3 separate regions of the Homo sapiens genome follow, and regions 2 and 3 are each linked to region 1. A link is a loop called in an ENCODE intact Hi-C map of the cell type or tissue named here. Cell type or tissue: mammary epithelial cell. All regions are shown on one strand. Each heading gives the region's core, and the rest is flanking DNA. Links, peaks and the distances in the headings are about the cores only. Region 1 holds the start of LOC105376856 (a long non-coding RNA gene). Region 2 overlaps USP48 (ubiquitin specific peptidase 48). Region 3 has its middle 10 kb from the start of MIR4418.

The links. Peaks named below come from ENCODE experiments on the same cell type or tissue, not always from the same donor. Only the 100,000 strongest peaks of a DNase experiment are listed, where the experiment ranks them.
Region 2: it touches region 1 in a loop (9-fold over the local background); 3 of 110 quality-filtered maps call a loop at or near these places.
Region 3: it touches region 1 in a loop (11-fold over the local background); 10 of 110 quality-filtered maps call a loop at or near these places.

What each region holds. Positions count from the first base shown.
Region 1 is chr1:22,413,002-22,421,001 of GRCh38, forward strand. LOC105376856 (a long non-coding RNA gene) reads right to left here and starts at 5,963. Exons shown (of 3, transcript XR_947058.2): 1 at 5,840-5,963; 2 at 5,217-5,450; 3 at 3,330-3,969. RefSeq lists an enhancer at 4,229-5,144. In mammary epithelial cell, for the core only: CTCF peaks have their summits at 3,778 (motif pointing left) and 7,632 (motif pointing right); a DNase peak (open chromatin) is centred at 3,740.
Region 2 is chr1:21,699,104-21,709,592 of GRCh38, forward strand. USP48 (ubiquitin specific peptidase 48) reads right to left here. Exons shown (of 27, transcript NM_032236.8): 16 at 7,641-7,765; 17 at 7,364-7,486; 18 at 7,023-7,084; 19 at 6,624-6,734; 20 at 5,159-5,289; 21 at 4,409-4,515; 22 at 2,395-2,499. Among named protein-coding and RNA genes, the nearest start is that of RAP1GAP, 35 kb to the left of the region's middle. In mammary epithelial cell, for the core only: a CTCF peak has its summit at 4,381 (motif pointing right); no DNase peak of the experiment used is centred there.
Region 3 is chr1:22,271,409-22,281,897 of GRCh38, forward strand. No RefSeq gene overlaps it. Among named protein-coding and RNA genes, the nearest start is that of MIR4418, 10 kb to the left of the region's middle. In mammary epithelial cell, for the core only: a CTCF peak has its summit at 4,626; no DNase peak of the experiment used is centred there.

The DNA.
Region 1 (8,000 bases), core at 1-8,000:
GCAGCTTCCACCTTCCCGTGGTGCAGCTGTAACATGTCAGGTGTATTGGGGCACCCGAGATAAGCTGGTTTTGACATGCTGCAGATGCCTTCCTACCTCCCAGGGAGGCTGTGACCACCCCATGTGACAGAGACAATGACATTCAACATCTGGGTAGCAGCTTATGTGAGGTCATGACTCAGTGCCCAGCACATGGCAAGTACCCAGTGAGTGGTGGCTGCTTTCATTACTTAATAGCAATCTCCCTGGCCCAGACCTTCTTACCAGGCTCATACTTTCCAGCACACTGAACTGGGATCAGGAGGTCTAATTCTACTCCCAGCTCTGACATCCACTTTCTGTGGGACCCTGGATGTCTAACCTCCCCGGGCCTCCATCTCCTCATCTGTAGAACGGAGAAAATCATACCCTCCTCACAGGGCTGCTGGGAAGACAACCAGAGAGACAGGCTATGGGGGCACTTTGCATGCTATAGACAAGGGGCAGCAAACTACCAGGGACAAATCCAGCATGCCACTTTGTAAATAAAGTTTTGTTGGAATGCATCCACCCTCATCCACATACGTATTGTCTGTGGCTGCTTTCACACAACGGTAACAGAGCCAAATAGTTGCAACAGAGACTAAAGGTCTGCAGAGTCTAAAATATTTAGTATCTAGCCCTTTAAGGAAAAATTTAGCTGCTCCTGCTATTGAGCGATTATTCCCAGGTGTTAGCAGCCTTCCTCCTTCCTCTTCCCTGGGAGATGCTCACTCTCAGGCCCTCCCCAAAGGCTGGTGCAAGGCCTGGGTATCTCCTCTTTGACAAGGTTTCCTGGTGACTCTGATGAAGAAAGGCCCTTGGTCCAGACTGCAAAACACACCAGGGTAGTGGACTCAGACAGACTTGAGATCAAATCCCCGTTCTATCACTTCCCACCTGTGTGACTGCAGACAAGTTGCTTAACCTCTCTGAGCCTCAATGTACTTATCTACAAAATGTGGACAACAATGCCTATCCCTTAGAGCTCCTGGGAAGATTAAATGAGACAATGTCTATAAAGGGCTCAGTCAGGCCTGACACAGGATGGGTGCCTGGTAATTGACAGGTTTTTCTTCCTGCATCCCTAAACTAATTTAGTCCCTGGGTATGCTGCATCTTCTCAGTTCTCCCAGAACCCTCCTAGCTTCTCCCTTTCTGCCCCACTGTGGCCTCTTAGGGGGACTCTGCCCCCCATCTTTGTTGAAGGTCCTTCTTCCCCAGCAGGGAGAGGTACATTTGCTGAGAGGCAGCGCTGGGGAGCTGGTCTGATAGAGCCTGGAGTCCTCGGCCCATTTCTGACACTGAAACACCAGCTCCGTGTTTACACAAGGACTCTCATAATATTTGCTTTCTGTGGCCATTATTTGTCCAGGGGCTGACGTCAGATGAAGACAAGCAACTCCCCACTAGCGCTTTCAAAGCACAAGGTCAGCACCTCCCTGTCCCCGCTCCACTGTCCCATCCCCTGGCTCCTTGTCTCAGTTTTCTAAACTAACCACACTCCAGGCTTTGGGTGACTTAGCAAATGTGTTGGCGTGGGACCAGCAGAAAGGCAGATTCTGGTCCCAGCCTGTCGCTAACTAGCTGGGCGACCTTGGGAGGGTCTGGGTCCTCTCCCTGGGCCTCAGTTGCCTCCTCTGTGCCCTGGGAGGGTCGCTTCCAGCGCCACAATTCCATGACTGTGGAACTTCAAGAACCCCCCAGGCTGGGAGATTCCAGCACCCACTGTCACTCTCCTTCCCCACCCCTCCACCCTTCTCAAGCTGCCTAAGAGTGGGAGGAAAGTGAACAGAAATTGTGAAAACAAAGCCACACTTCGACTTAACTACAACCCTGCCGACAGCACAATCTTTCATCAAGATAGAAAATAAGAAGTGAAAAAAGCTACAAGGCTTCAACTGGGCATTTTAACATGGAGGTATGTCCTCCAGCACAGCAAATACCCTGCACCCTGACCAGGGTGGGGAGCCTGTGAATGGACATAAGTCCAGCCTCTTCCACCCATCTGCCACTCATATGAGAAGGTTGCCGGGTGCCGTGGCTCATGCCTGTAATCCTAGCAATTTAGGAGGCCAAGGCGGCCAGATCGCCTGAGAGAGGTCAGGAGTTCGAGACCAGCCTGGCCAACATGGTGAAACGCCATCTCTACTAAAAACACAAAAATTAGCCAGGTGTGGTGGTGTGCGCCTGTAGTCCCAGCTACTGGGAAGGCTGAGGCAGGAGAATCACTTGAACCTAGGAGGCAGAGGTTGCAGTGAGCCGAGATTGCACCACTGCACTCCAGCCTGGGCAACAGAGTGAGACTCCATCTCAAAAAAAAAAAAAAAAAAAAAAGAGGTAAAGAGGTCAAGCTGCAGGTAAAGCCACCTATGTCACAGGGCCAGCTCTGCTTCCCAGGGAGGGGGAAGAATCATGCGTATAAGTCCAAGGGGAGAAAAAAAAATGGCAAAACCAATCCAGGGAGTTACTGACCCCACTGAAATGTGGATCCATACCAAAGACATACGGGTCCACACCTCCAAAGGACTAAATAAAGGACACTCAGCTGAAACCTCAGCCCGAGGGACTTTAGTAGGTCACATCAAACCCTTTCCTGACTTGGCATGGGCCAGTGCGGGACAGTCCAGTAGTTTAAGCAAGTCTATGGAGCCAAACAGACCTGGGTCTGAATTCCGGTAAGGCCACCCAGTGGCTGGGTGACCCAGGGGGAGCTATGGCGCCTCTCTGAGCCTGGGTTTTCCCAGCTATGAAATGGAGATGATAATAATTCATACCTCTTGGGGCTGTTGTGAGAACGTAAGGAACAGTTCAGTGCCTATGCCAGTTTGAAGGTCATACGGGGCCCTAGCCAAATGATCTTCTCCTTGGGTTACTGGATGATTCTTCAAGGGTGATAACCATCAAGACCTACTCTGGCGGATCAGGCACGGTGGCTCATGCCTGTAATCCCAGCACTTTGGGAAGCAGAGGCGGGCAGATCATCTGGGGTCAGGAGTTTGAGACCAGCCTGGTCAACATGGTGAAACCCTCTCTCTACTAACAATATAAAAATTAGCCAGGTGAGATGGCTCATGCCTGTAATTCCAGCACTTTTTGAGGCCTAGGCAGGTGGATCATTTGAGTTTAGGAGTTTGAGACCAGCCTGGCCAACATGGTGAAACCCCATCTCTACTAAAAATACAAAAATTAGCTGGGTGTGGTGGTGTGCACCTGTAATCCCAGCTACTCGGCAAGGCTGAGGCAGGAGAATTCCTTGAACCCAGGAGGCAGAGGTTGCAGTGAGCTAAGATTGCACCATTGCACACTCCAGCCTGGGCAACAGAGCAAGACTCCATCAAAAAATAAATAAATAAATAAAACCCACTCTGGCATGGAGAACATCTGAGTTCTTTGAAGCACTCACATGTACATTCTCATTTGTAGCACTTCTCACAACAGTGCCATAAGGTGGGTCACTCTCCACAGTCTGCAGATACAAAAACTGAGGATCGAACAGACAAAGCCATTTGTCCAGAGCTCACCACAAGCCCTCGCCCTGAAGCCCAGGACTTTGACTCCTAGTCATTGCTCTGGCACCTCCTTCCACAGGCTCAGATCCTACTGACCCCATGTGGCCTCGGTGGGTCCAGCTGTGTCCAGAGGCCTCCCAGACACTGGCTCCAGGCCTCTCAATTTCTCTCCAGCCTCAAAAGGAGGTTCAGACAGCGGAGGTGAGCTCAGCCAGAAGTGTGAGGAGACAGCGCCCTCCAGTGGCCTCTGCGCAGCAGCGAGGGAAGCCGAAGGAGGGGGTGGGGCACTTCGATGTCACAAGGGCTGCAGCCCCGAGGAGAGGGACAGAGATCAGGGGCACATTCGACTCCTGTCCTCACCGGTCCAGCCCCTTGACACCTCCAATACTCCTTCTGTCCCAGGACTCTTAGAATCACACCATTCCAATCTGGAAAGAAACTGAAACGCCACCTAAATGAATATTCTCTTTGCACAAAGATGATTGAATCCAGGGTGGAGACAGATCATCCAAGGTCATGTGAGGAGTCAGGGTGGAATGGATTCAGAGCTCAGGTCCCCTACCTGCCCCTTCAGCCCCAGCAGGAAGTTCATGGAGGTTGGATTCACCAGCCCTGCACCTCCCCGCTCCCCATTTTTCTCCTCTGCCTTCAGGGCTGCCAGGCACACCAGGTAGAGTGGGAGGGGCTGAGGCAGAAGAATGATGGTGATGGGCTCTCCAACTCTTGATGGCTGTGTGACCTGGTGCAGGTTACTTAACCTCTCTGTGCCCCAGTTTCCCCCTCTGTGAAATGAAATTGAATCCTCAATGCCATAGGATTACTGTAAGGACTAAATAATGCATAAAGTAAAAAAGGCCTGGTAGGTGGTAAGCAGCCCCCAAACATGGCAGCCCCTGCTTCTGCTTTTATTACTATTCGTTTGGTGCCTCTAATCCATTGGTTCACTTCTGAGGGGCCACAAGCTCTCCCACGCACCTTTCTCTCCTCCCCTTCTCTCACGTCATTTCTTCTCACCAAACCCCAAAGCGACAAATTAATCCCCAGTACCTGTATCTCTTGTCTGTCACATTCGAGGCTCTGCAAGACGGTGTGGCCTGGCCAGGGACTGGGGAGTCGGTGCCACGCACACAGCCCCTCTGTGGGTCAGCCTGCCACTCTGGCCCAGGGTAAGCTTAGCTAAGGCTGAGTCTCAGAGAAGGGCTGAAACCCCAAAGGGTTTTTCTGGTGCCAAGAGCAGACCGGGTTGAAGGGCGCGGTCAGTACCTTCCTGGGATGATTCTAAGCGCCCAGCTCTAACAGCTGAACATCACCAGGCTCGAGTTTCAGGATGGGAACCTTGAAAAGCCCTCTGTGATTTTCCTTTTCACATCAGGCTTGGGGCCAGGCAGACATGGGTTCAAATCCTTGCTCTGCCACTCATGAGTTATGTGATCTTGGGAAGAGACTGAATGTCTCCGGACCTCAGTTTCCTCATCTGTAAAGTGGGAGTGGTTATAGGAGTGTACGGAACTGTTGGGTTTGGATTAAGGTGTCCAGCCCACTGCCTGGAATGCAGCACTTTGACTTGCTTATTGAACATCAAAATTAATTTACCGCCTTTTTCCCTCAAATCCTGTTCTTCCTCTGGAATTCCCTGTCCTGGTAGGGGTCTGTAATACTTATATCTAGGATGTCTATAATACTTACACATCCAAGGAGGGGTGGCCCATGTTCTCACACTTTCTATCAACTCCGTCATAGCTGTCTTGCACAGAGGTGAATCCATCACAGCTGCCTTGCATGGCCATTCCTCTCCACCCACTTTGGCCATGGCTCTCCATCCAGGACAAGGTTATGGCAAATCCTTCATCACTGGTTTCCTCCTTCCAGCCTCCTTACTCCTGCTGGGGTGGTTACATCAGCCCCTCTCCATGTCTCACTCTGAAACACATGTTCAGAGCACAAAGTCCAAACTGCTCAACCGAGCCAGGACGCCGAGGTCCCTCATGATCTGGGCCCCTCACTCCCACCTCCCCAGCATCATCTACTCCCACCCTGCCTCCCACACAAAACAACTCTCCCTCCCCAAACTCTCAGTGTTCCCTGAGGATGAGGCTCCCTGCTGCTCTGTGCCTCTAAGCCTCTGCCCCCTGCCCCCTGCCCCAACCACCCAGAACGCCCTCTCTGACAACCTCCTCTGCAAGCCCTCTGCAACTGCTCCCACCTGCCCAATTCTTCCCACGTGGAGCCAAGCACTCTCTCCTTCAGGCCCCACCGGCCTCTCTCAGACCCCCATGACGGCCCTTCCCACCTGTATGCGGCAGGTTTACCTGACTAGGCAATCCAGGAGGGAGGCGAGAGCACTGAATGAGAGCAATGCCTCTGGGGTCCTGTCTCCTGGGATTTACTGAGAGGACGTGTGGAGTCCTAGCACCATGTCTGCTGCATATAGATGCTCAGCAAATGAAAGTGATTCTTTTTATGGCTATCTCCCCATGAGGCTGCAAATTCCTAGAGCAAGACTCATGTCTTAATTATCTTTGCATCCCCAGCAACTAGCCCTGTGATCTGGCCCACAGTAGAAGTTTAACAGATGTTTTCACATGGATGAATGGATGGATGGATACATGGATGTATGGATGGATAAATAGATGGATGGTGTGGCTGAAAGAGGAGGAAGAAATACATAAGAGCTGCCATTTAGCTGGTAACTAGGCAGTGACAGAAACGTGCATAGCACTTTACAAAGCAATGTCAGCCAAACCCAACCACGGAGATTGATTCTATTTTTATCCCTGTTTCATGGTGGGGAGGAACTGGCTCAGAGAGGTGAAGACACCTGCCAGAGTTCCATAGTGATGACATTGGTGACAGCCGATATTCAAAGTCACTTCTGCCTGGTTACAAACCCCATGCAATTTCCATTTCTCCACGCTGCTTCCTAAAAGGAAGCAGTTGGAATAGCAGCCGCATCTGAAGGAAATATGAACTAGAATTTATGTCGAGATTGCTAAAGTTCCAGCCTGGCCAACACAATGAAACGCTTTCTCTACTAAAAATACAAAAATTAGCTGGGAGTGATGGTGCTGCCTGTAATCTCAGGTACTCAGGAGGCTGAGGCAGGAAAATCACTTGAACCAGGGAAGCAGAGGTTGCAGTGAGCTGAGATCTTGCCATTGCACTCCAGCCTGAGGGACAGAGCGAGACCCTGTCTAAAAAAAAAAAGAAAAGAAAAGAAAAAGAAAAAGAAAAAGATTTCTAAAGTTACCAGGTGCTTCACACTTATTTTATTTAATCCCACGAGAAGGGAGGCTGCTATCTACCATCCCCATAAAGAGATGAGGAAACTGAGGCCCAGGGAGTTTGGGGAAGGGCAGGCAGATCCAGAGCCCTTTACTGCTGCCTGAGCCATTCTGGTTTCCAGATGCTGGAAGTATCTACAGCACAGAAGTGCTGGCCTGGAAGGAGGGTTCTGGGTCTAAAAGTTAAAGGCAAACAGTGGAGGGAGGAAGGTATTGGCGTCTCTGGGTCATTGGTCAGAGCTGGGGTCTTAGGTGCCCAGGAAGTATCACTGTTATAACTGTTATGAATGATAAACTGCATTATTAGAGATGCTATGTAACCATATACTATAACATTACTTACGTTGTTAGGGAACTATAGGGTGTCCAGAGCACTTTTGTATGTACCACCAATTTTTCCCCACAATTCCTTCAAGATGTGCAAGCCGGGGACTATCACAATCTTACAAAGCAAATGGCTGCAGAGGAGTCACATGGATTCCCCCAAGGGCATATAGTTAGCAAATAGTTTCCCTAGTCTCAACACAAACGTTTCCGATTCCTGGTTCGGTGCTGTTACTCACACACCTGCAGCCTCTCTGAGCCCCTGGTGTGTTACGGGTGCTGTTTAGTAAGCCGATACGAGCACTGATAGAGAGCGAGAGAAAAACACAGATGGGTCGGAAAAGGAAAGCTGAACAATGGCTGGGAAATGGGGAAGGAAGCTCTGGGGGGTCCAGTAAAGGGACCGGCAGTCCAGGCTTCTCTGGGCCCCTCCTCACGTCCCAGCCTTTGCTGGAGCCACATATACAGCTGGCAACCCTGATGCTGGCACGAGATGGCGCCCTTGGATGGGGAACAGACTGGAGTCAGCCTGGACAGACTGGTGATTGGCTGTGAGCACTGCTGACTGGGCTGTCTGCAGTTTCTACACTGCCCCTGGACAGTGGGCACATCGGCTTGTGCTTCAGAAAGGCCCTTTCAAGACTCCTTTACTGAAATCCTAGGCCTGTCCACTCAAACGCACAGTCACAGGGTGAATCAGGGGTGTTCACAGTTATCCCCAGCCAGGTGAGTCCAAACAGGTGGATACAGAATTTTTTTTTTCTTTTTTTTTTTGAGACGGCGTCTCGCTCTGTCGCCAGGCTGGAGTGCAGTGGTGCGATCTCAGCACATTGCAGCCTCCACCTCCCAGGTTCAGGTGCCTGCC
Region 2 (10,489 bases), core at 1,306-9,305, 710 kb before region 1:
ACTGCAACCTCCACCTCCCAGGTTGAAGCAATTCTCATACCTCAGCCTCCCCAGTACCTGGGATTACAGGCCCACACCACCACACCTAATTTTTTTTTTTTTTTTTTTTTTTTGAGGCTGAGTCTTGCTCTGCCGCCCAGGCTGGAGTGCAGTGGCGAGATCACGGCTCACCGCAAGCTCCGCCTCCTGGGTTCACGCCATTCTCCTGCCTCAGCCTCTCGAGTAGCTGGGACTACAGGTGCCCGCCACCACGCCCGGCTAATTTTTTGTATTTTTAGTAGAGACAGGGTTTCACTGTGTTAGCCAGGATGGTCTCAATCTCCTGACCTCGTGATCTGCCCGCCTCAGCCTCCCAAAGTGCTGGAATTACAGGCATGAGCCACCGTGCCTGGCCTAATTTTTGTATTTTTATTTATTTATTTATTTTTGAGACGGAGTCTCGCTCTGTCACCCAGGCTGGAGTGCAGTGGCGTGATCTCAGCTCACTGCAAGTTCTGCCTCCTGGGTTCATGCCATTCTTCTGCCTCAGCCTCCTGAGTAGCTGGGACTACAAGTGCCCGCCACCACGCCCGGCTAATTTTTTTTGTATTTTTAGTAGAGACGGGTTTCACTATGTTGGCCAGGCTGGTGTCGAACTCTTAACCTCAAGTGATCCACCCGCCTCGGCCTTCCAAAATGCTGGAATTACAGGCGTGAGCCACTGCGCCTGGCCACACACACACACACACACTTTTAATATATCAACTGAAAAGCACACAATCGAGTTTGCACAAATGTGGCTCGAAAGATGGCTTGTATAGACCACAGAGATGTCCCCGCCACAGAGATGGGGACATGAAAACAGAGTTGACAACAGGGTAAAGGGCGGCAGCAAAGTCATGTCTGCAAACGCTTGTGGAGACATATTAGTAGAGTCAACTAATATGTCTCCACAAGCGTTTGCAGACATGACTTTGCTGCCCTTCTTTACCCTGTTCCTTATGCCAAGGAGCACAAGATGTATATATGCACACAGAGTTTAATAAGGGCATCACTTACTATAGAAAAATATCCCCTTTAAACTGAAAACCTGCATTCTCATCAAGTGTACAGATTTGGTTAGCACTGAAGCAAAGGGCCCTCCAGTGTTGACTGACTGAAATACAGACTGGGAAGGACAACTTAAAGAGTGGCTGATCACTGTCACAAACTGCATGATTTTGCTTCTTCACAGGTGTTTTGAGGTTATTTTATGAGCGCCAATAAGCCACGGAAAACAAATGCTGACATCCCTTTACACCGGTTGGGAAACCACAAGTAACATTTATTTTGGGCACACCAAGATTCAAATCAAGACGGCTTTTCAGACTCTCTCAATCAATGTTAAAAATGAAGTAACAGTATCAACATGCAGACAGGCCAACAAGCCCAGATACCTCTGCCCTGTCACAGATATTGCAGATGGCTATTGTAACACTTTCATTCTTTCAGGGAGAACACCATCCACAATTTCACTACACTATTTTAGTAGTAAAGAAAGAAAACAAACATCTCATCTGTTAAAAATAAAACTTTGAGTAGAAAATCCATGAGTTTAAAGTACAAAATATCCTCCAATGTGGGGGTCTGACTTTTTGAGAAGCTGAAACTTATCTCCACCTACATCAACCATATTCCCACGATTTCCTGTTCTCAAAAGACAATTTATGGGCCGGATGCGGTGGCTCACGCCTATAATCCCAGCACTTTGGAAGGCCAAGGCGGGAGGATCATGACATCAGGAGTTCAAGACCAGCCTAGGTGAAACCCCGTCTCCATTAAAGATACAAAAAATTAGCCAGGAGTGGTGGCGCATGCCTGTAATCCCAGCTACTTGGGAGGCTGAGGCAGGAGAATCACTTGAACCTGGGAGGTGGAGGTTGCAGCGAGCCGAGATTGTGCCACTGTACTCCAGCCTGGTTGACAAGGCTAGGATCCATCTCAAAAAAAAAAAAAAAAAAAAGGCCGGGTGCGGTGGCTCCTGCCTGTAATCTCAGCACTTTGGGAGGCTGCGGTGGGCGGATCACGAGGTCAGGAGTTCGAGACCAGCCTGGCCAACACAGTGAAACCCCGTCTCTACTAAAAATATAAAAAATTAGCCGGGTGTGGTGGTGGGCGCCTATAATCCCAGCTACTTAGGAGGCTGGGGCAGGAGAATCATTTAAACCCAGGAGGCGGACATTGTGGTGAGCTGAGATAGTGCCATTGCACTCCAGCACAGGCAACAGTGCGAGACTCCATCTCAAAAAAAAAAAAAAAAGAAAAAAAAAGAACCAATATCCCATACAGGGTACAGAGACATGGCCAGGGGCTTCGAGTGGCTGCTCTATAAGAACAGCAGAAAGTATAACAATGAAAAGCAGCTTCAACACATACTTGATTAAAATCTGGATCTTTTTCTCCATCTGGTTTAGCTTCTTCCTTGTCCTCCTCTGTTTCAGAACTACTCACATTCAGTTCCGGAGCCGAATCCTTCATCACCTGAATGTGCCAGGACAACAAAGAGAAGTAGGTCAGACCCTAGGAAGGCAGGCTATGGAGGATGTGGGGGCTGGGACCGGCAACCTTTATCAAGACGAGGAACACCTTTATCATGGTGGGATTATAGACTGGAGAGTGGATCAAGAATCAAGCCTTCACGGTTTTCTATGCTCTTTTAACATGTTAGTTTTTTACCCTATGACTTATTCTTGTAGTATTTAATGTGCTCACCATACATTTAAGAGGTCTCTGCAGAGCAGTTATTATTATCAGTCTTGTACAATGATGTTATTTTGCAGAAGTTCGAAGGTGCTTGACACCTTCCCGAGCACACTGATTGCCAAGCCTTTTCAAGTTCTCAAACTATTCAAGTGGCAGGAGTTACATGCTCTTTAAGAATTGAGAAAACGAAAGATGGAAGAAGCGCTCTCTTGCAAACACTATGAAATACTCTTATTAAACTGAATAATGAAACTACATCTAAATTGGATAATATTTTATACCAGAGAACAAAAGATTTAAGAAAATTTTACAGGGAGAAACAGAGACATTTATACTCATTAACTTCATTTTCTCGGCAAATTAGGAAATGAAGGCCTTAGTTTATTTAGCTTGTAAAGCAGAACCCTTGGCCTCCAGGGCATAATTATAAGTTACCCTTCTAAAAAATGTGTTTGGAAACAAGCATCAAATAAAATGTATTCCATTTTGTCTTTAATCCCAGAAAGCATGGAATTAAATAAATTAATAAGATATCTAGAGATATGGGTCAGGATCTACCCAAGAGCCATCCCTAATATAATAAAAATGCTTGGAAATCCAATCCAAGCAAGTATTAACACCTCCACTTCCCAAACATATCCAATCAATTTCACCTATCCTTGCAGGTCAATGGAAGAGGCTCTAACTGACCTCTCTTATTTCTGTTATGCCCTCACAGCAATTCCAAACACTATAGCCAGGGTGATTTTTTTTAAACTATAAATCAGATCATATCATGACCTTGCTTGAAACTCTCCAGGGGCTTATATCTACACTGGGAATAAACCCAAATCCTTGGTATGATGTATAAAACCTGATAGTGTATGGTCGTTCATTCCATATCATGATCCCTTCTTGGAATAAATTTCATTCTAGACCAGCAATAGCCACTAGGGTAGCCATTAGCCACATGTAGCTATTTAATTTTAAATCAACTAAAACTAAATTCCTCAGTCACGCTAGCCACATCGAATGCTCCACAGCCACACATGGCCAGTGACTACTGCAGTGCGCAGCACAGATACAGAACCTAGAACCTGTCTATCACCACAGGAAGCTCTATTGGACAGCACTGTTCTAGGTGCAATGGTTTTCACTCTGTTGCATAAGCACATTAGGCTTATCCTTTTGACCTTTGTTTCCTTTGTCTGGAAAACACTTCCCAGGCTGCATCCCTGACAGTGAGGGCTTGGGTAAAAACAACTTCTCCAAGACGCCTCTCCTGTCTACTCCCTGTCTCACACTAACCTCCACTTGACCCTGCTAAAGTTCCTTCAAAACAATCATTTCTGTGTGAAATCATATGAATTTATACTTTATTCCTGATCTTCCTCACTAGGTGCCTATAATTTTGAGAGAAGGTATTATACCTGCCTTCTTTATCACTGTATCCCCAGCACCTGGACCATTCCTGGAACACAGCTGACATTCAGTAAATATCTATGCATCAATTAATAACAAACTAAATTCTCATATAATCACATAACTGTTCATTTTCAATTATTGTCCAATTTCAATTCTGATGCCAAACAGCTCTGAAGGAACAAAAATGCAGTCCTAGGCAGACCCTCAGTGCAAATACAACAGCAAATCAAGCCAAAGAGCACGCTTGATCATTACTAGTCATTGCCACAAGAGGGACCAGTACCTTTTTATTATCCACAACTTTATGGACATAGATGGTGGCTTGAGTGTATTCACGCAGGTCCCTCTGCTGCTGACACAATAAGCCTTCTCTGCATTCTGGACAGAGTTCTTTGGGGGAAAAAAAAAAAGGGAAAACAGAAGTGGCTGAGGAATCATTGTTAAAGAATCAAAGATCTAAAAACATATGTCAAAGTTACTAGTGAATATTCATTAAACTCTTAGTAACATTTTCTTTTTTTGAGACAAGGTTTTGCTGTGTCACCCAGGCTGGGGTACAGTGGTATGAACATAGCTCACTGTAGCCTCAAGCTTCTGGGCTCAAGCCATGCTCCTGACTCAGCCTCTCAGCGAGTAGCTCAAGACTACAGATATGTGCTACATTTTTATTATTTTGTAGAGAGAAGGTCTTGTTATGTTGCTCAGGCTGGTCTGAAACTCCTGGCCTTAAGCAATCCTTCCACCCTAGTCTCTCAAAGTATTAGGATTATAGGTATGAGCTAGTGTGCTGGCCCAAACTCTTAATAATATTTTCTATTAACCACTATATTCTATTACATGCAAATGATAAGGAAATCCATTTACTGTCCATAAATAAACGTACAAATAATGGGATGATTATAATGAGAGTTTCCACCTAGGGAGTTGGGACCGCCGCATGATCTTTAACTTTAAGCAGACAACACTGACACACCCTTTCTTCTTAAAATGTCAGCTCTTAACTATAGAAACCGAAAGCAATATGAAAACTTACTGGGCTCAGAAATATACTGTGTTTCTGAAGGGTTTACATCTCCCACTTCAATTCTCGTGATTTTAATTACATGATCCACAACAAAGAGCTTTTGTATCATTTGCCACTCACTGGGCCATATGAGAGCTATACTGTGCAAAAAAAAAACACAACATGCCTTAAGACACATGGAAATTAAGAGAATTAACATAATCCATTAGTCTGCTAAACCAAAACCATTAACACTAACATTTAATCCAAAGGAATTAGAGAGAAAAGATACGTATCATCAACAAAGAATAGTTTTTCATACAAAGGAATGTTACCACAGCAGCGAAACTAAATGGACTGAAATTACATGAATCAACATGGTTAGATCTCAAAAACATAATTGAGTAAAATAAGTTAGTTGCAGAAGTATAAATACAGTATGGTGCCATTTATATAAAAAGTTTTAAATATGCAAGACATTATGTGCGTGCATTTTTTTTTTTTACAGAATACTTTCTGAGACAGATAAACTCTAAATTCAGTACAGTGGTTAGTGTGAGAGGAAGGGTGGGAGAAAGAGAAGTAGCAACAGAAGGATAAGCACTGTGGGGCCTTTAATCATATTTGAACCATTTAACTTTTAAACTGAATGGTAACACACATTTGCTTACTGGTGTATTTTCCTGGAAGTCTGACATTTGCAATAACAACGACAGGAAGAAAGGGAGGGAGGAAAGAGAAGAGAGATGCACAGCGAGAGTGAGAGAGCAACAGGGAAGGCGGGATGCAGAGAGGGAGGGAGAGAAAGAGGAGGGAGAAAATGTAGAGAATATATAAACTTTGAACTCCCTTAAATGATGTTAAAGTACTGAAATATGAATAATAAAACTCTAGCTTAACCCCAAGGGCATTTTTATTTATGTGTTCCAATTTCCTTTTCCTGATTTTCTGACAATGTTGGAAGCATTCTACCTTCTCGTATATCACGATTTTTGGTAAAATCGGGAGAAATTCACAGATGAACACCTCTGGAAGTACTTGAAGCATGGAATAAAATTTGGGTTCTAAGACCCTAGAATTCCAGATGACCAGTGCAGTGGCTTTGCTCTGCCACCCTGCTAGCCTCCTCCTTTAATTGTCTGAAGCCTGGCCATGGCAGAACAAAACCTATAACCAAGACCATGTTGATTCTGTGATTCTGGAAAAGAGGTCTCAGCACTGGTCACCAGCAGCGGGGGAAGAGAAAGGGTGGCTGTGTTGTCTTCAAGAGGGACAAGGAAAGAGCAAAAAGACAAATAGCCTCGGGCAGCCTCTTGTCTTTCCTGGAGAAGCAGTCTTCTTCTCTTTTAAAAGGGGAAAAAAAAACCCCACAATTCAGCAAAGGACTAAATTCTTAAAACAGACTATGTCAGATGAGAAATTTCCTAAACATATTTTATTAATCATCAAAAAGAGAAAAGAAGAAAAAAAAATCACATGAAGAGAAGGAACTCACAGTTTAGAATCTTCTTTGGTCATGGAAGCAAATGTAAACATGAGGCCCCCGTGGGGACACAAAAGAGCACTGTTCCCAACTGATGACACAGGGCTGCATCTTGTAGGCTTTCTACTCAAATGAGACAAGGAGGAGAAATATACCTAATTACTGCATGACGAAAGAGAAGATTTTAAAATAATTATTTCAAAATCAGAGATATATTTAAGAAAATATTAGTAATTCAATGTGTTTCTTAGGCTTATTCATTTAATTAATAGAAAAGAAAGCTTTCAGTGTATGCTGGTGAAAGTAACCATGAAGGAAGGGTACAACAAACAGAATCCACGATATCTTAAAAAATACCAGAGTCAACCAAATCAGTAACAATAAAGGAAATAAAACATATTTTGTTTCTACCTAACAAATTTCCGCCACTCTTCTACAAAGAACTGAGACACGATGTAGAGGACATCCGTATCCTAGAACACAAAAATCACAAAACAGTATCCGTCAATTCACCGCCTGCTTAACACAAATTCCTTATAATATACTTTGGTTGTCCTTATTCAAGTTTTATAAATAAAATGAAAACACAGTCCTCTACCAAAAAATAGCAGGCTGGAGTAAATCCCCTGGTTAGATAACTAAACAAATGAGAATATGAGAAGTTCTGGGTTGTTCTGAAATAGCTCACTGGGAATTTGGCAAGGGCTTTAAAAAGAAAAGATGCATTCTTTCTTTTGTGGGAATCATTATACCTCTGGCCAGTTACTGAGACACGGTCTGTTTTTATCCTGGAACAAATTTGGGAGAGAAGTCTTTTGCTCGTTTGCAATCATCTTATGTAAGGCTTCATTTTCTTCCCCTTCTCTTTCTAAAATCTGAAAGAGAATGAAGCAATCAACTGTCTCCTGCTGACAGCACATGACCTGCCTCCTCCCTACACCCCCGTCAGAAGTACAGTGTTAATTCCCCTGGGAAGTCAACCCAGGGAGGTGGCATGCCATTTCCCCAGATGTCAGTAGCGTTCAGTACCTTGCACTGTGAACAGCACTCTTTGTAACTTGGAAACTCAGGAGCCTTTGGAAAGTACTGCTGCAGTTTGCTCCAAGCCTCTTTAGAAACAAGCCTTCTTTCATTTTCAGATATGCATAACTCACCTGAGTTTAAAAAAATATATTTGGAAAAAAAAAAAACAGCTGAAAAAAAGTCATTATCTATTTCCTATTTCTTAAACTTAAGAAAAATCCACAGGTACGCTTTTCTTGCTTTGCTAAAGTTTGGTATTTCTAGCTCTCTTTTCTTGTTTTCAAAAACTTCTGAATTTCCGATTTCATTTTAATTCTAAAGGAGGTAGCCATTAACCTCAATTTTACGTCCTTAATCTAGGTCTGTGATTGAAAAAAAAATCATGAGATAAAAACAAACGTACAAAGCTAAAACCGTGCATTTTCTTTCTCCTTGCAAGGAAGGAAGTAGTCAAAAATGGGATTCCAGGAGTCCTGGGACCTCTGTGCCATGGCAAGCGCTGCTTAACAAAATTACATCTACTCCCACACTCAAAGGTTATCATTTCCTGCAGACTTTATTGCCTCCCATTTGACTAATCTTGAAATCACACTGCATTAAAATAATATTTTGTAAGCTGTGTCCAGCCATCACAAGACCACTGCCTTAAGTTATCAATTCAAAGTTATCAATTCAAACAGAAGATAAAGCAATCTACTGCTCAATCTGAAAACCATCTCCAGTCAAGCACCAACTTCTTTGCTATTTGCAATTTATTTTGAAGATCCCCTTCAATCTTCAAAAATCCCAGAAGATATAAAAAAATAATACTAGTCACCGCCACCCTGCCAGGACCTTTCTCCTCTGGCTCTACTTGTGGTTATACTTACTGTTGTTTCAGCTGTTCCCAAGCAGTAAGTTAGTGAACTTCACTTATCTACCCATATCGGTCATTACCCAGAAAACTATCTTTAAATTTCTAAAGTCATATGTTTGTTTCTGCACCCATTGGCAAGGTACCTACAGATTTATTAAGAGTAATAAAGCCATGAGCTTTCTAAATACATACTACACTTTCCATAATAAATGAATTTAGAAAGATGAATATAACCAGGCAGAGTACAGCTAGTGAGTAATAAAGCTGGGATACGAAACCAGGTCTATAGGCCAGGCACAGAGGCTTGCTCCTGTAATCCCCAGCACTTTCGGAGGCTGAAGCAGGTGGATCACTTGTCAGGAGTTTGAGACCAGCCTGGCCAACATGATGAAACCCTGCGTCTACTAAAAATACCAACATCAGCCAGGTATGGTGGTGCTTGCCTGTAGTCCCAGCTACTCCAGAGGCTGAGGCAAGAGGACTCCTTGAGCCTAGGAGGCAGAGGTGGCAGTGAGCCAAGATAACCACCATTGCACTCTGGCCTGGGCAACAGAGAGAGACGCCATCTCAAAAAAACAAAACAAAACAACACAAAACAAAACAAACAAAACAAAACTAGGTCTGAGGCTGGGCTTGGTGGTTCACACTTGTAAGCCCAGCACTTTGGGAGGCTGAGGGGAGCAGATCACGAGGTCAGGAGTTTGAAACCAGCCTGGCCAACATGGCGAAACCCCGTCTCTACTCAAAATACAAAAATTAGCCAGGTGTGTGGCAGGCACCTGTAATCTCAGCTACTCAGGAGGCTGAGGCAGAAGAATCGTTTGAATGCAAGAGGCAGAGGTTGCAGTGAGCCAAGATTGTGCCATTCCACTCCAGCCTGGGCGAGGAGCAAGACTCTGTCTCAAAAAACAAAAACAAACAAACAAACAAACAAACAAACCCAGGTCTATAGCTCATTCGAACCCCATAATATATTTTAAAATTTATTTATTTATTTAATAGAAAACAGGCCGGGGGCAGTGGCTCACGCCTGTAATCCCAGCACTTTAGGAGGCTGAGGTGAGTGGATCACAAGGTCAGGAGTTCAAGACCAGCTTGACCAAAATGGTGAAACCCTGTCTCTACTAAAAATACAAAACAAATTGGCCGGGAGTGGTGGTGTGCACCTGTAATTGCAGCTACATGGGAGGCTGAGGCAGGAGAATCGCTTGAACCCGGGAGGCAGAGGTTGCAGTGAGCCAAGATCGCACCATTGTAATCCAGCCTGGGTGACAGAGCAAGACTCCGTCTCAAAAAAAAAAAAAAAAAAGAAAGAAAAGAAAAGAAAAGAAAAGAAAACAGAGTCTCATTCTGTCCCCTGGGCTGGAGTACAGTGGCACGATCATAGCTCACTGCAGCCTCGACCTCCTGGGCTCAAGCGATCCTCCTGCCTTAGCCTCCTGAGTAGTCTGGCTAACAGGCATGAGCCACCATGCCCGCCTAATATTTTATTTTGTAGAGAGGGAGTCTCTCGAACTTCTGGTTTTAAGCAACCGTCCTACCTCAGCCTCCAGAAATGCTGGGATTATAAGCATGAGCCACTATGCCTGGTCCCTATAATTTATAATACCTCAGAATGCAACTTAACTTCTACCCCTCACCTCTTCTGGATCTTTGAATAATCCCCAAAAGATTATTTTGCTTTAACAGACTTGTTACCAGAGAAATGGGGTCAGAATGTAAACATGTATTTCCTTCTGGGTGGGCTGTTAATTTAAATTTCCCGTGAGTCTATGAAAACTTATTCTAACGTGCCCATCCTCAGACACAATTAGGGAATTTATTTTTAAAAATGAAAGAAAAAGGTTAATTGGATTATCAAACCTTAACTTAGTAAGTCCTTATGTGAAATACAACGTAACCATAAAAAAGATTAAGGTAGATTTCCATGACCTGATTTGGAAAGAACTCCACGGCAACTACAATATTTAAATGGTTTCCTTTTTATGCTTTAAAAAAA
Region 3 (10,489 bases), core at 1,512-9,511, 140 kb before region 1:
CTGGTGGACACCCAAAGCCCTTTAGGCCAGCACCACAGTGGTCCCTGCTAAGCGGCCCAGTGGGGAGTGCCTCTCACAAAGGGCAGCCATGCACGGCAAGGGTTAATGTCAGTGTTAGGAAATGGAAAATTGGCCCAGGCTTCAGGGGGAGTGAGAGGCTCAGAGACGTGGGGTCTTCACTTACACTGAAACCAAATGCAGCCTTGTCAGTGGCAGTTGGGGATAAAAACGAAGCTGCTTGTGGCCTGGGGTTGGCCAGGGGAACAAATGGTTCCAGGCTCCTCGTCCTCAAGTGGAAACAAAAGGAATCAACTTTTAATGATTTCCGCAGTGGTGGCAGGATTTTCCTCCCAGAGGAGAGTTTGAAGGTGTCCCCAGTCCCTCCAGTAGAGCTGTAACATCCTCTCAGGCCGGATGCCTTACTCGTTCATTCACTCACTTCTTTACTCATTTGTTCACTCAGGTTCATTCACTCACTTATTCACTAATTTATTCACCATCATTCATTCATTCACTCATTCATTCACGCATTCATTTGTTCATTTATTCACTAATTTACTCATTCATTCATCCATTCACTCATTCATTCATTTATTCACTCACCACTCCTTCATTCGCTCATTTACTCACTCGTTCACTAATTTCTTCATTCACTACCATTCATTCATTCACTCATTCATTCATGCATTCACTTGTTCATTTATTCACTAATTCACACATTCATTCATCCATCCATTCACTTACTCATTTGTTCACTCATTCACTTTTTTTATTTACTCACCACTCATTCATTCACTCATTCACTTCATTTGTTTACTTATTTATTCACTCACCACTCCTTCACTCACTCACTCACTTATTCATTCATTTATTTACTTGTCATTTATTCACTTTAGTTAGAAAGAATCAGCAAAAAAAAAAAAACAAAACAAAAACAAAAACCAAAAAGAACATAGACAAATAAAGCTAGAATAAATTGCCTAAGTGTTATGAGGAAACCAACCAGGGGCTGAGGTGGCAAAGAGCAAGGACTCTGCTTTGGAGGAGGCAGTCAGGAAAGTGTTTGTGGGGTGACAGCCACACTGAGCCCTCCATGAGAAGAGGGGAGGGGTGGGGATTCCAGGCAGAGGAGGAGCACGGGCCCATCCCTATGTCTGAGAGATGCCCTGGCTGGAGTGAAGCCACGGAGGACGGGGTGGTGGGAGTGAGGCTGGGGAGTGGAGCTTGGGCTGGGCCTGCAGGAGGGGAGGAGGCTGGAGGATGGATAGGGCAGGGTCAGGGTGAACGAAACAACTCACTCCTTTCCTCCCACCTGGGGAGGCCCCAGAGCCAGCCCTTTCCTTGGGTCCTGCGTAGGGCAGGGCAGGTCCACCTGGAACTTCTGTCTCAACCCCCAGACACACCAAACAGGACCCTCCAGCCTGCCCAGGTGCAAGACCCTGCTGGGCCTGGGTGAGGTGAGATGCACCAGTGCCAGCTCCAATCTGCCCTTGCCAAATGCTCTTCCAAATTGGCTCCGTGAAACCAGAACCGTGAAATCCCGTCAGGATAGCTGGAGGTAAGCACAGCGGTGGAAGGATTTAGACCACGTCGAAACGGCTCATGGACAAGAGGGTGAGAACCCGTGGACTCCTGGGCAAAGGCACCATCGGGAACATTAAGAAAGCAATCCCACCTCAAACCCACAACCAAAATATTTTATAAGAACCCTCCCTTCCCCCCCCACTCTCTTTTTGTCAAGTAAAGGATACACACGGCCTTTCTACTTGTAACCTGGCCAAGAATAATTTGTGGCAGGAAAGTTTGAGCATTTGTCAAAATAAAATAAAAATGTAAAAAAAAAAATTGCGAGCACTTGAGTGTACATTTGTGTGAAACTAAACAGAGGGAAAGTTATTTAGGTGGTAAAATGTCTCTGCGTTTCCCTCCTGCCCCCTGTCCCCTGACACACGGCCCCCCTCCCCAAGTGTTGAAAATGTGATTGTTCGGGTATTTGTTTTGTTAATCTCCCACCAGGGCTGAGGGGCTGCAGGCTGGGTTTCTTCTTGTTCACGCAGGGCCCTGGCTGCCAAACAAGTTTCCCCCCACCTAGCCCAGGGCCAGGGACTGGTGCACCTGTTCCCTGCCCGTCTAGGGAAACGGTGGGGTTGGGGGAGTAAGTTTTTGTCCTTTCAGCAAAGGTAGCTTTGCCCCACCTGAGACCCCAGCTCCTTGAGGATACTTAATATGAGAACTCACCTCCCTATCACCCCCTGAAGCCATGGGTTCTGGCCTACACCCCTGGGTGGTGCTGAGGCCTGAGGGGAGTGCCAGGCTCCAGGTGAGGTCTGGCATAGTGGTTAAGAGAACCAGGCAGAGGAATCATCCAGACCTGGGTTTGAAGCTGATGCAGCCATTTGCTGATTGGATGAGTGACTTCACTTCTCTATGACCCAGTTTCTCATCTGTAAATGGAGTCAAAGATAGTAGCTACTTTGCAGCATAGTTGGAAGGGTTGAAGTGACTCACATGGGGGAAGGGATTAAGACACTCCTGGGCACATAGTGGCTATTTAATAAACTTGAGTGCCTACTATTGATGGGCTTTAAGCAGCATTGGAGGCTTCAAGAGGATGGTATTTTGCTTCTCTGTGACTCAATTTCCCCCTCTGTAAAATGGGGATAATGGCTTGGCCCCCTTCATAGTGTTGTTTAGGAAGATTGAGTGAAATGAGCAAAATCCTCAGGCAAGCGAGAGGCACATGGTATGTGCTTATTAAGCATTAGCTGTAGTATTGTCACGTCTTTGCTCTATCCTGTCATACAATTTCCTTTTGAGTCAACAAAGAAGGAAGGAAACAAGTGTTCATGGGCAGCTGCCATTGGCCAGGCCTGGCACGAGATGCTTTTCCATGAGTGACCTTGCCGTCTGTCCCTAGTGCGTTCCCACACAGACCTTGGTCTCCTTTTGCAGGTGAAGAAACTGAGGTTTGGGCAACTCAGCAGGTTAATGGCAGAGCTAGGAGGAGAGCCCAGGCTTTTCTGATTTGGATTCAGGAGATTCCTTTTAGGGCTGAGTCCTGCATGGGCCGGACCAGACCAGAAGGAGGGGGTAGATGGCGGTGCTGATAATGATGATGATGGTGATGATGATGGGTGCTGGGCGGGTGCTATGTGAAGTTTGTTACATATGTGATCACACTGGGCTCTCCCTACAATCTTATGAGGTAGATTAATCATCTCCATTAGACAGATAAGGAAACTGAGGTTCAGGAAGACCCTGAGCATTTGCCTTGACTGCTCTGTGCTACCAGCAAGGAACCCAGGGCTTGGCACCTAGCACATCATTGATGCTTAATACCCAGCTGTTCCTATTTCCTTTATCTTGCCCTCACCCTTTTCCCTAGAGGGGTCGGACCATGAGAGCTAAAAGGCCCAAGCCAAAGCCCAACTCACTCATTTAACAGATAGGGAAATTGAGTCCAAGGTCAGGGGAGGATCTTGACTAAATCAGGCAGAGAAAGCCAGGCCTGATGGTCAGTGGAGGCCCAGATAATTGTCTGGGGGCTGCAGGAGGGGAGGAAGGGATGGAGGAGATGTAGGTGGCCAGGGGGAGGGCCTGGCTGCTGCTTTAGAAGAGAGGGTAGGCGAGAGCAGGTCTGGGAGGAGGAAGAGCCCTCGGGCACTCCCCACTCACACTATATAGCTTGACTGCTCCCCCTACCCAAAACACAGCCTTCCTTGCCTCTTTCCCTCCCATCATGCCTCTCCTTGCCCCCTCCTAGCCCTCCCTTTGGTGAGACTCCAGCCTAGGAGCTGGGACCTGGTCCCAAGACTCTAGAAACTTGAGTAAGCCCCTTCCTCCCTGGGGAACCCATAAAACGAGGGACAGTGGCATGTACCTCCCCTGCAGGTGACAGGACAAATGAGGTAATGCAGGTGAAAGGCTGGAAACTAGACAGAAATGGGAGTTGTTGTTATTTTTATTATTACTACATCAGATAACTGGTTGGACTGCATTTTTCTCTGGTTGCCCCCGGGGCCCTGTAGAAACAGCTTCAAATTGTGCTGAAAATTGCTGAGGACACAAATCGGGAAATCTGGGCTCTACCCTCACTCCCTCCTGACTCATGGGGCACTTTGGACAAGATCTGGTTCCTGTCCCTCTCTTGGTCCCTGTCTCCCATCTGGATGGTGCAGGTGGACGACATGTTCTGTCTCTGTCCCTGGAACTTTGTAGGTGGCAGCTCTTGGCCTTGTTTGGGTTTGAGGAGGCGCCACTGGGACCAAGGGAGTGGGGAGACCAGGCAAGGATGGGTCCATGGCAGCCCCCTGGGTGCCTGAACCAGACGCTTACTGGGTCTGACCATGGACGTGAGTGAGTCCTCCCCACGCCTCTTGCTGTCCGCTCCCTGAAACATCTTGGGAAAGGAGAGTTGGCCCATCCTGAGACCTCATTCTGGTGGCAAGCTTCAGCCAGGGAGGCACCCCAGTTGGCAGGGACAAAGGCTGAGCTTGCCCCGGGGCTGCCAGGGAGAGGAAGCTGGGGAAGGAGAGAAGTGCCTTTCAGGGCATCGAATTCAGGAGCAGAAGGTGGACGTCTGCAGGGACTGGACTGGGGAGACGAGTGTGCACATCGCCACCTAGGCCCCAAGGAAGGCAGTGCAGCCCCCACCGGGCTCCAGGACCATCTCTTGGGTTCTTCCTACCCACAGGCACGCGCTGTGTGCCCTGCTGGCACTGGGACCTGGGCAATCCCAGTGTGACCCACCACCCTGGCCTTTCAGGCATCCACAGCACAGAACGTGGCTGACCTTGGGGTGACACTGCTTTGGTTACCTGTCCCTGCTTTCTGACTTACCAGCTGACGGTGTGACCTTGAGCAAGAGACAGCCTCTCTGAGCCCATTTTCTGTCTGCAAAAAGGAGGACTATTTGCTCCCTTGCAGAGTTGCTAAGAGCCTGAGGAAGGATATTGCCTGTGATGTACCTAGTACGGAGCCTGGGGCATGGTGAGTTTTCAGTGGCCAGTCATTCCCTGTCTCCCTCCTCTACAAATGAAGTCCTAGGATGCTAGGAGAGCACTGGAAAAGAAGCAGTGCTGCTTGGAGGCATCAGGAGGCTTCACAGAGAAGAGAGGACATTATAGTAGGGTTTTGAGGGATGTACAGGAGTTTCCTTGATATACCAGGGCTCTGTGCAAGCAGGAACCATAAATGTCATGGTTTCTCAAGTGCCTAGTATGTAACAGAAGCTCAATAAATATTTGCTGTTTGAGTGGTTGGCATTCCAAGTAGCAGGACTGTGTAGGAGAGGCATAGAGGTATGCACGATCTGGTCTCAACAGTGGATGAGAAATTTAATTCCTCTTCTGGGACCCCACGGTGCTTTGCCACTTTGTCTATGGAAGGCCGTTGTATACGTGGGTTCATGTGTCACGTCTCCTGGAGGACTGTGGACACCCCAAGAGTGGTCTGTCTGCTCACTCACCTTCACCTAACTCTCTAGGGTTCAGCCATGGATCCATGCTCAGGGAGGTGGATCCATGTTCAAATGAAGAATTGAAGCATGCTCCTGCGGATGACTGGCTAAGCCTTGTTTGGGGTGAGGGTGTGTGTGTGTGTGTGTGTGTGTGTGTGTGTGTGTGTGTGTGTGTTGTAGGGGCTGCCTCCCATGATCCTTCCCCCTCTTCCCAGGTAGTCAAGGGTAAAAAGGGTAAGGTCCAAACCCTTGACCCAGCCTTCCTGGGTCTTCCTGATTGATCTCTGTCCATTGCTCCAGCCTGGTAATTTTGTGCCCTACGAGAACAGTAAGCAAAGCAGAGGCCGGTGGGGGAGGCTGGGGCAAAGGGGTGCTGGTTTAGGTGGGGTGGTTAGCGCAGGGGCCTCCCTGAGAAGGTGACACTACAGCAGAGTGTTTCTCCTTCACCAGCTTCCCCTTCAGGCCCTGGGAGCAAAGCCTGTCCCACTTTCCTGGCTGGGCTGGGCACCCTCTGGTGCTCCATGGCCTTTGTGTGCACCTTCTTCCTGGCTCCAGGCTGCCAGGCCCAGCTGCTTCTGAACCATGTGATCCAGGCAATTCTATATGCCTTTCTTTGCCTCAGTTTCCTCATCTGTTAAATGGGGATAGAAATCACACCTGCTTCCAGGGTGGCTGTGGGCATTGCATCTGTTGTCAATTGCAGAAGGCTCAGGATGGCATCTTTACATCATAAACGCTCCAAAAATGGGGTCGTATTAGTTATTATTGCACTTATCCTGTTTTTCTAGATGCACTGGCCATTGAGTCTTTCCTGATCCTCTGGAAATGAACATGGGAGGAGCTTCCTGGGAAAGCATGGGCAAGACGGGAGAGGAGGATGGTGCTTAGCAGGCCTCTCAGCTGCTGGACACAAACAGCAGCGGATGGTCCCGAGTCCTGCACATGCACGATCATCTCAAATCATTCTTCACCACGCCCCTGGGAAGGCGGCCTCACCCTGCACACAAGGAAACCCCTGAATCAGGAACGGGTGACTTGGCTCTGACTTGCAAGGGGCCGAACTGGGATTTGAACCCGGGTCAGCCTGATTCTAGGCAAAACTGCCTCCCTGGAGAAGTACCTTCCAGCCCATGTCAGGTTAACACTGACCGAGAGCTTTGTGGATCAAGGGGGCCAAAGTTAGTTTCTCCAAATGGACTGGAATTGGAGCAGATCTGGGAGGGGGGATATTTACGGGTTCCCGTGGCCATTTTCGGGAGAAGGCAGACACAGTGATCGTAGAGTTCATTCGACTGGACTCGCTCAGGATGGAGAGATAAAAGAGAGAGAGGAAGGAGCAAGAGAAAGAGGATGGATGGAGGGTCATTCCACGGGGAGGGCCACTCTGCCCACTAGCTGCTGATCAGCTTTGTGTGCAGTTGGTGCCCATGAACCTCTGCAGGTGGCAGGCAGCCTCAGTTCCACATGCCCCTCTCACTCTCACTGCCCTGTAAAGATACTGATTTTCATTCTGCCCAGTGCAGAAACCCTCCAGGTGTGAGACGTAGAGGAAAGAGCACCAGGCCGGGGTCACAAAAACCAGGTACTGGCCCTGTCTTAGACCTTGAGTGAACTTGGGGAAGTCCCTTCTCTTTTCTGGGCCTTGTGATCCCCCTCTGTAAAATGGAGTAACGGCAAGAATGGGTGATGTCCCTTTCAGCTCTAACATTGAATTTGACTGATCATTCATTCAGTCAACAAACATGTATTGAGCACCTGTTATGTGCCAGGCTCTGCTCCAGGTGTTCGGGTTATCAATGAGCCAATGAGAGGGAGACAGACAAATTCTACTCTCAAGGAGCTTGTACTCTTGATGGAGAGATAGTGAATACACTAACAGTAAATAAGGTAATTCCATTTTTATTTTTATTACTTTTATTTTTCTTTCTTTCCTTTTTTTTTTTTTTTTTGAGACAGAGTCTCGCTCTGTCACCCAGGCTGGAGGGCAGTGGTGTGATCACAGCTCTCTGCAGCCTCGACTTTCCAGCCTCAGGTGATCCTCCCACCTCAGCCTCTCAAGTATGTAGGACTACAGGTGCATTCCACCATGCCTGGCTAATTTTTTTGTACAGATGGGGTCTCCTTCTGTTGCCCAGGCTGGTCTTAAACTCCTAGGCTCCAGGAATCTGCCTGCCTCAGCCTCCCAAAGTACTGGGATTACAGGTGTGAGCCACCACACCAGCCTATTTTTATTTTTTTCTAAAAGGTCACCTTGGTTTCAGAAAATAATTTCAGATATCAAGAAGGAACAATAAAACACTGCCATGTGAGAGAGAGAAAGATGCTTTAGATGGGGTGATCAGAGAAGGGCTCCCTGATGAGGTGCTGTTTGAGCTGAGACCTGAAGGATGAGCTCCATCTTGTGAGGATCTAGAAAGCTCCATCGTGTGAGGATCTAGAAGAGCAGGCAAGGCTGAGGGAATGGCAAGTGCAAAGGCCCTGAGGTGGGACTGAGGTGGGAGTGACCAAGGGATGGAAAGAAGTCCAGCGTGGCTGGGGTGGTGAACAAGGGGAGAGTTGTATGAGGTGAGAAAGGGGAGGTGGGCAGGGTGGATGGCTCTCAGTCAGGGAGGCACCACCCTCCCCAGTGAATATTTTCTAGTTGTCACAGGGACTGGGGGACAAACTACTGGCATTTGGTGCTGGGAGGGATGACAAATGTTCTGCAATACCCAGAAGTCCCACACAATACTGTAATTTCCCCCATTAAGAAACATCGGGGCCAGGCGCAGTGGCTCATATCTGTAATCCCAGCACTTTGGGAGGCCGAGATGGGCAGATTGTTTGAGCCCCAGAGTTCGTGACCATCCTGGACAACATGGCAAGGCCCTATCTCTATTTTTAAAAATGCAAAAATTAGCTAGGTGTGAAGGCGTGTGCCTGTAGTCCCAGCTACTCGGGAGGCTGAGGTGAGAGGATCACCTGAGCCTGGGGGGTGGAGGCTGCAGTGAGTCAAGATTGCATCATTGCACTCTAGCCTGAGTGAGTGACAGAGTGTAACCCTGTCTCAAAAAAAAAAAAAAAAAGAAAGAAAGAAAGAAAGGAAGAAGGGAAGAAAGAAAAAAAAGAAAGAAAGAAAGGAAGAAGGGAAGAAAGAAAAAAAAGCAAGAAAGAAACATCGGATCCCATTTCATACCATTAAGATGGCTACTATCAAAAAAACAGAAAATAGCTAGTGTTGGCAGGGATGTGGAGAAACTGGAAGCTTTGTGGACATTCCATTTGTGCTGGGAATGTGAAATGGTGCAACCACTGTAGAATACAGTATGGTGGTTCCTCAAAAAAATCAAACAGAATTACCATATGATGCAGCAATTTCACTTCTAGGTGTGTACCCCAAAGAAATGAAAACAGGTTTTTTGTTTGTTTGTTTGTTTTGAGATGGAGTCTCGCTCTGTCACCCAGGCTGGAGTGCAGTGGTGTGATCTCGGTTCATGGCAACTTGTGCCTCCTGGGTTCAAGCAGTTCTCCTACCTCAGCCTTCTGAGTAGCTGGGATTATAGCTGGCTGCCACCACGCCTGGCTAATTTTTTTTTTTTTTTTAAGAGACGAGGTTTCACCATGTTGGCCAGGCTTGTCTTGAACTCCTGACCTCAAGAGATCTGCCCGCTTCAGCCTCCCAAAGTGTTGGGACTACAGGTGTGAGCCGCTGTGCCCAGCTGAAAACAGGGTCTTGAAGAGATAGTTGCACACCTATGTTCATAGCAGCACTATTCACAATAGCCAAAAGGTGAAGGCACCCCAGGCGTCCACTGATGGATGAATGGATATGCACAATGTGGTATCTCCGTACAGTGGAATATTATTCAGCCCTGAAGAAGAAGAAAATTCTAACACATGCTGCAACATGGATGAACTTTGGGGACATTATATCCAGTGAAATAAGCCAGGCACAAAATGACAAATATGGTATGATTCCAGTTATATGAGGCACTTAAGGGAGTCAGATTCATAGAGGCAGAAAGTAGGATGGTGGCTGCCAGGAGCTGGGGAGGAGAGGAAACTGGGAGTTATTGTTTAACGACAGAGATGAGTATGGGAAGATGAAAAAGTTCTGGAGGTGGAAGCACAACCATGTGAATGTGCTTCACACTAGTAAACTGTGCACTTAAAGATGGTTAAGATGGTAAATTTTAAGTTACATATATTTTACTACAATTTGAAAAGAAACATTGGGCCTGATGCGGTGGCTCACACCTGTAATCTCAGCACTTTAGGAGGCCGAGGCAGGTGGATCACTTGAGGTCAGGAGTTTGAGACCAGCCTGGCCAACATGGGGAAACCTCGTCTCTACTAAAAATATTAAAAAATTAACTGGGGGTGGTGGTAGGCGCCTGTACTCCCAGCTACTTGGGAGGCTGAGGCAGGAGAATCACTAGAACCAGGGAGGCGGAGGTTGCAGTGAGCTGTGATTTCACAACTGTACTCCAGCCTGGGCAACAAAGCGAGACTCCATCTCAAAAAAAAAAAAAAAAAGAAAAGAAAAGAAAAAAGAAACATTTGATCATCTTTTCTCCTTGGCTGAGTGTGGATATTTTTCTATTTTTCTAAGAGTAATGGGATACCATTAGACGGGTGATGGCCCTAAATATCTGGGCTGTTGTGTTTTGTTGCTGGGCTGTTGTGTTTTGTCTACCATATGAAGAAAGGGTGCCAGGGTAGTGGACGCAGACAGGCCAGTGAGGAGACTGAGAAGTTGGCTGGGAGAGAGGGTGGCTTGGACTAGGGCAGTAGCGGCAGATGTGGTGAGAGGTGGGTGGATTCTGGAGGGACTGTGGAGGAGCATCACAGGACCGGTGGCGGATTGAATGGGAAGGCAAGAGGAAGTGTCACTGGTGGGGAGCCTTGGGGAAGGCTCCCTCCATATGTGACTTCAGAGCTCACATTACATGCTCAGCACATGCTGGAGAGATGACAAAGGGGCTGCGCTCCTGTCTGGTGGGAATTTAGGGAAGTCTGACCACACCATCTCCAGGCTGGGCGAAGCCACTG